Linked DNA regions of Homo sapiens: region 1 is linked to region 2. Evidence: chromatin loops called from intact Hi-C (ENCODE). Cell type or tissue: Calu3. All regions are shown on one strand. Each heading gives the region's core, and the rest is flanking DNA. Links, peaks and the distances in the headings are about the cores only.

What was found. Peaks named below come from ENCODE experiments on the same cell type or tissue, not always from the same donor. Only the 100,000 strongest peaks of a DNase experiment are listed, where the experiment ranks them.
Region 1: a loop joins it to region 2, with 19 times the contacts of the local background. A loop is called at or near these places in 17 of 110 quality-filtered maps.

Annotation. Positions count from the first base shown.
Region 1 is chr2:196,848,655-196,851,571 of GRCh38, reverse strand. All of the region lies in intron 20 of PGAP1 (post-GPI attachment to proteins inositol deacylase 1), which reads left to right. Among named protein-coding and RNA genes, the nearest start is that of C2orf66, 41 kb to the right of the region's middle. In Calu3, for the core only: no CTCF peak of the experiment used is centred there; a DNase peak (open chromatin) is centred at 1,471.
Region 2 is chr2:197,376,864-197,379,780 of GRCh38, reverse strand. It overlaps the pseudogene NPM1P46. Among named protein-coding and RNA genes, the nearest start is that of SF3B1, 57 kb to the left of the region's middle. In Calu3, for the core only: a CTCF peak has its summit at 1,210; a DNase peak (open chromatin) is centred at 1,190.

The sequences.
Region 1 (2,917 bases), core at 235-2,734, 530 kb after region 2:
GAGGGGCTCTCTAAAAGAAAATAATGTTTATTTGGGAATAGGGTATTGGAACAGGAGTCCACAGGTCATAGTAAATTGTTTGCATATTCAGGAAGGTAAAGGAAGACAATGGGTGTTAAAGAAAAAATGAGGAGGATTACATAATTGTTTTGAAATAATTATCCTTGCCTATAAGGATCCATAACAAGGGTGGTGGCAGCCCGAGGTTGGACAAGTAGTTGCTGGGCAGATGTCCTCAGAGAAGTATTTTTGTGTGTGTGTAAGGTTGCAGTGGCCTTTGTGCAGAGTTGTGGTTTTTGCAGAGTCTTCTGTGACAGTTTTGCTATTATGTATACAAGCATGAGAACCCTCCCTTCACAGCCTTCCCTGGCTCTATTTGTCAGGGTTTTTTTATTTTTTTGTTTTTTTTAAAAAAAACAAAAAAACAGTGACTCCATTTTGATTCTGACAACTTTCATTGTCAGAACTGAATTGTTTCTTTATCTGTAAGGTCTGTTCTCCATCTCTTTTTCTCCCCTTATAATTTATCAAATAAAACTTTTTTATACTTTTGCATTTTCTATGTTTGGAGTTTACTGATTCCATCCCCTTGCTGGAGTTGAACATGTTTTTCTATTTTCTATAAATTGATAATTAGAGCTATAGGTGTGATCAGATTCAGGTTATTTCCCACCAATCCCCATCCCTGTTCTTTTTTTGCTGCTGCTGCTGCAAGAATCGTTCATAATATGTATACTTCTAATAAGAGACACTCACTCCCTAATTTCCTTCCTTGTCATCCTAGTTTGTTTCCTTTTCTTTCTTCCCTTCCTTCCCCTCCCATCTCTTTTTTTCATCTTCCTCTTTCCCTCCCTTCCTCCCTTCCTTCCATTTTTCCTTCCTTCCTTCTGACCGTCCATCTGTTGTTCCTTCCTCCTTCCCTCCTTCCTTCCAAGAGCCAATGCTTCCTTGCTGCCTTGTCATCCTACATGTGGCTAAACAAGACAGATGATTTCTTAAATTTATCGTCCCTCTCTCCCAAATTTGCAAGAGTTTGGGATCCTCTTAAGTTTTAAGACATCCCCAAGAAAATTCCTCACTTGTTTTCTCCATTTTATACCCTGGCACTTGAAGTTTTCTTCCTATAGTCTGAAGACTTCTTAAAATGTAGAGCCTGATCTTGTTCTCCATTCTATTCCTAGTGCCTAAGATAGTGCCAAGCACACAGTAGGCATTTACTGTAATATTTGAGCTGCATCAACTGTGTCAGTTAGATCCTGGCATACTGAATGGAATAATTGAGATTATAATGGACTATTTCAAAGGTATATGTGCAGGGTTAAGAGAAACCAACAAGAAATGATAAGATGCTAAACTAGTAACAGAGCCAGCTGGTACTCCAAGGTACCAGGACAAGAGAAGGAACAAACCTAGAGGGCTCTAGGAGTGGATAACATTCCTGGAGCTGTAGCCTTGGGTGCAGGAACACTACAACCACTGCCACCCTGTGGCTCAGCAGGAAAAAGATGAGGAAATACATACACTAACCTTATTTTCTCCTACCCTCCTATCTGCTGATACCTCTTAATTCCTGAACTTACCTAGAAGCCAGTCTATAAAAGTCAGCCTCCCAGAATTCAGGAAAAAGTGAGGGGTGGAGAATGGATCTGGAGAAGCAGATGTAGAAACTGTAGTACAATGGACAAAACCTTCCCTGGAGTATAGCAGTTATTAGTTTCCCAGGAGGCTAAAACTTTGTTTCGTTGGGCTTGGACAGTGATTAAGGGATGCAGGAGCAGGGAAAAAAGAATTTGGCCTGAATATATTAAAGCAGCAGTCCATAAATCCCCTCCACTCAAATCTTTCTACAGCTACTTAGTGCCCTTCAGTTACTTTTATACAATTTCAAGTCTGCCTTTAGTGTTAATTTTAACCTGATTTAACCTATATTCCAGGAAGTGGTAAGCAATATTCAGTTGATCTGTGCCAGACCCAGCCTTTTAATTAAGAGATTATTCTGGCTGGGTGTGGTGGCTCACACCTGTAATCCCAACACTTTGGGAGACTGAGGCGGGTGGATCACGAGGTCGGGAGATCCAGACCATCCTAGCTAACACGGTGAAACCCCGTCTCTACTAAAAAAAAAAAAAAATACAAAAAAATTAGCCAGGCGTGGTGGCACGTGCCTGTAGTCCCAGCTACTCGGAAGGCTGAGGCAGGAGAATGGCATGAACCCGGGAGGCAGAGGTTGCCGTGAGCCAAGATCGTGCCACTGCACTCCAGCCTGGTGACAGAATGAGACTCTTTATAAAAAAAAAAAAAAAAAAAAAATTATTCTGACACTATGACATCAACCAGAACCAGACTTAAGTATAAATGTCTATCTTGTTTTGAAAGTCTGAAAAAGGTCTCGTTTTTCTTGGTTTCAACTGACTTGATAATTGATTCTCAGACATATAGAATGTACATCTAGGGGATATTTGATGCTGGTTAATCTAGAGGCTTTAAGTACTGGATTATGTATCCAGCCAATTAAATATGTAGTTCTGAACCAAGGATGCTTATCAAAAATCACCTGTGGATTATACCCACTAGAACGACTATAATTTTAAAAAGACAAATAATAAGTTTTAATGAGGATGTGGAAAACCTGGAACCCTCATACACTGCTGGTAGGAGTGTAAAATAGTGTCGCTACTGTGAAAAACAGTCTGACAATTCCTCAAATGGCTAAATACAGAGTTATTGCATAACTCAGCATCTGCATTCCTAGGAATATAACCAAGAAAAATGAAAGCATATATTCATACAAAAACTTATATGCAAATGTTCATAGGAGTATTATTCATAACAGCCAAAAAGCAGAAACAACCCAAATGTCTGTCAATTGATGAATGGAAAAATAAAATGTAGTATAATCATACAATGGAATAAAAGG
Region 2 (2,917 bases), core at 120-2,619:
TCAGTTATGTGAAGAATTGCTTCTGGATGACTGAGCAGGAGGCTATTCAAGATTTCTGGCAGTGGAGGAAGTCTCTTTAAGAAAACAGTTTAAACAATTTGTTAAAAAATTTCCATCTTATTTCATTTCTGTAACAGTTGATATCTGGCTGTCCTTTTTATAATGCAGAGTGAGAACTTTCCCTACCATGTTTGATAAATGTTGTCCAGGTTCCATTGCCAAGAATGTGTTGTCCAAAATGCCTGCTTAGTTTTTAAAGATGGAACTCCACCCTTTGCTTGGTTTTAAGTATGTATGGAATGTTATGATAGGACATAGTAGTAGCGGTGGTCAGACGTGGAAATGGTGGGGAGACAAAAATATACATGTGAAATAAAACTCAGTATTTTAATAAAGCAAAAAAAAAAAAAAAAAGAATGCATGCAGAACACAAGGCAACCGCCAGCACTTTAGTGTGCCTTGGATACCCCTCCAGGGCCCTTTTGCTTGCCTTTGTCTTGGCCTCTGACCTGGCCATACACTGAGGCAATGGGAGATGAAGTGGCCCGGGGACCAGCAGTTGCCAGGCAGCGGAGTAGCAGCTGGGGTGCTCAGAGTATAATTCAGTCCCCTCTTGCTATTGCCAGAACTTACCACCCTCTTCCAGGGGCCTCTGCCTTGGCACATGCAGTTGCTACTATCCAGAAAAGCCCTTTGCTTCCCCTTCAGCTGGCTGGTCCCCGCTAGTTCTTTGAGAATGGACTCCTTCGACTTCATTAGGACCCCCCTGGCGAAAGTGCTGCATTGACGTGCTCCCCCAGCACCTGGGGTGCACACACTTCTCCCTTGCTCTACGACGTGGAAGTCATCTGTTCAGTCGTCTTCCCCGATGGTCTGTGAATGGATACACAACTCACGCCCCCAGCACCCATCTGCCGCTCCCTGTACATGTGCAGACGGACTCAGTGAATGACAGCCGCCGCCTGAATTATTTCAGACAGGTTATTACTGCTGGGAGTTGTGCAAGAACTTCTAGGCAGCCAAGCAAGTAGGCATATTTTTAAGCAAATAATTCAATGGTCTTCATTCACAAGGTGGGAGAGTATTCTATTTCATCACCTGACAGAGCGTAAAACTGCTGTTCTGTGAAAACCTTTGTTCAAAATATTCTATTTCCTGTAACATTCTTAGCTTCTGACAGGGGGCAGCAGAGCCTAGGAAAACAAAGGCTGGCCCCGGTTAACTGGTGGCTTGCACACCTTTGGAGCCAGACCTTTAATGATTTTTGGGAGAAACCAGCCCTTGGTATCTGACAAACCTTACTGTTGAATAAAGATTGTAAGGTAAAGGCTGGCTTTTATTAACTTAACATTCTTTGAAGGCACCGCAAACAACTAACTGTTTTTATAAAAGGAAAAAAAAAAGACAAAAAATAAGGCAAATAACCATCTTTCTCATTTTATTACAGTCTTTAAATAAGATGGATGCTTATTTTTTGCCAGCAACTTGTAAAACGATGCTAGAGCATGAAATATTTCCAGCTGGTGTTAGGGAGAATGTCGAGATTTACAAATTATGACCAGATGCTGGGGCTATTGTCTCCTCATCCCCATCATCCTGGAAAAAAAAAGACTTAGTAAATAATAATAATTTTTAATAAACCTAGGCCAGGCATGGTGGCTCACTCCTGTAATCCCAGCACTTTGGGAGGCTGAGGCAGGCAGATCATTTGAGGTCAGGAGTTCAAGAGCAGTCTGCCCAACATGATGAAACCCCGTCTGTACTAAAAATACAAAAATTAGCCGGGCGTGGTAGCACGGGCCTGTAATCCCAGCTACAGGAGGCTGAGGCACAAGAATCACATCAACCCAGGAGGCAGAGGTTGCAGTGAGCCGTGAGCGAGACTCCATCTCAAACCAAACCAAAACAAAAAAACCAAAAAGCAATGAAAGCAGTTGAGATAATAATGAAAGCAAATAGCCAGAACCGAAATCCTCCTTGCCCCACCCATTATGGCATGAACCCTTGGGGGCCCAGGCTCATGCTTTCTGTCCCTACGTCCAGTGCCCAGCAGGCCTGGTGTGTGGCAGCAGGTGCTTGGCACACGCACATGGAATTGAAGGAACATCTCTGGCCTGTTCACATCTTAGTTCTCTAGGGGAGTTTCTAAGTCATATATGACACCCAATTGTCCCATAAATACACTCCATGGGGAATTTGCATTCAGAAACATGATCACCTTAGGCACGTACTATATCCCACAACTAACTTCAGGGAATCTGCTACTTTTCCATTCTTTAAAACTATGCAAAGGAGAGCAGGGGAAAGAAAAGAGGGAGGAGTCCATATGCTTGCCCATGGGTTTGCACAGGTAAGAGACACACAGGTGGGCTAGATCTGATTGGCAGTAATTTGGCCCTCAGTCCACATGGTCACCTTGAAACCAGGAATACAGAAGAGGTCTGCAGGGTATCCTAAGGTTCTCTGATGTCTGTCTCTGCCTTAGTCTAGGAGTCCTAGTATAGTTCAGCAGGAATTCCCTCATGTTCTCCTTTCTAGCATTGCATAGCACATTACATGAAGCTTCCTATTTTCTTACTATGTTTGTGTTTAGATTTCTGCCTCCAATACTGTCAGGTTCTGTTTGTACTTCTCAGAGGAAGATTTTTTTTTTTTTTTTTTGAGTCAGAGTTATGCTTTTGTCGCCCAGGTTGGAGTGAAATGGTGCCATCTCGGATCACTGCAACCTCCACTTCCCAGGTTCAAGTGATTCTCCTGCCTCAGCCTCCCAAGTAGCTGGGATTACAGGCCTGTGCCACCATGCCCGGCTAATTTTTGTATTTTTAGTAGAGACAGGGTTTCACCATGTTGGTCAGCCCATGTCAAACTCCTGACCTCCAGTGATCCGCCTGCCTCAGCCTCCCAAAGTGCTGGGATT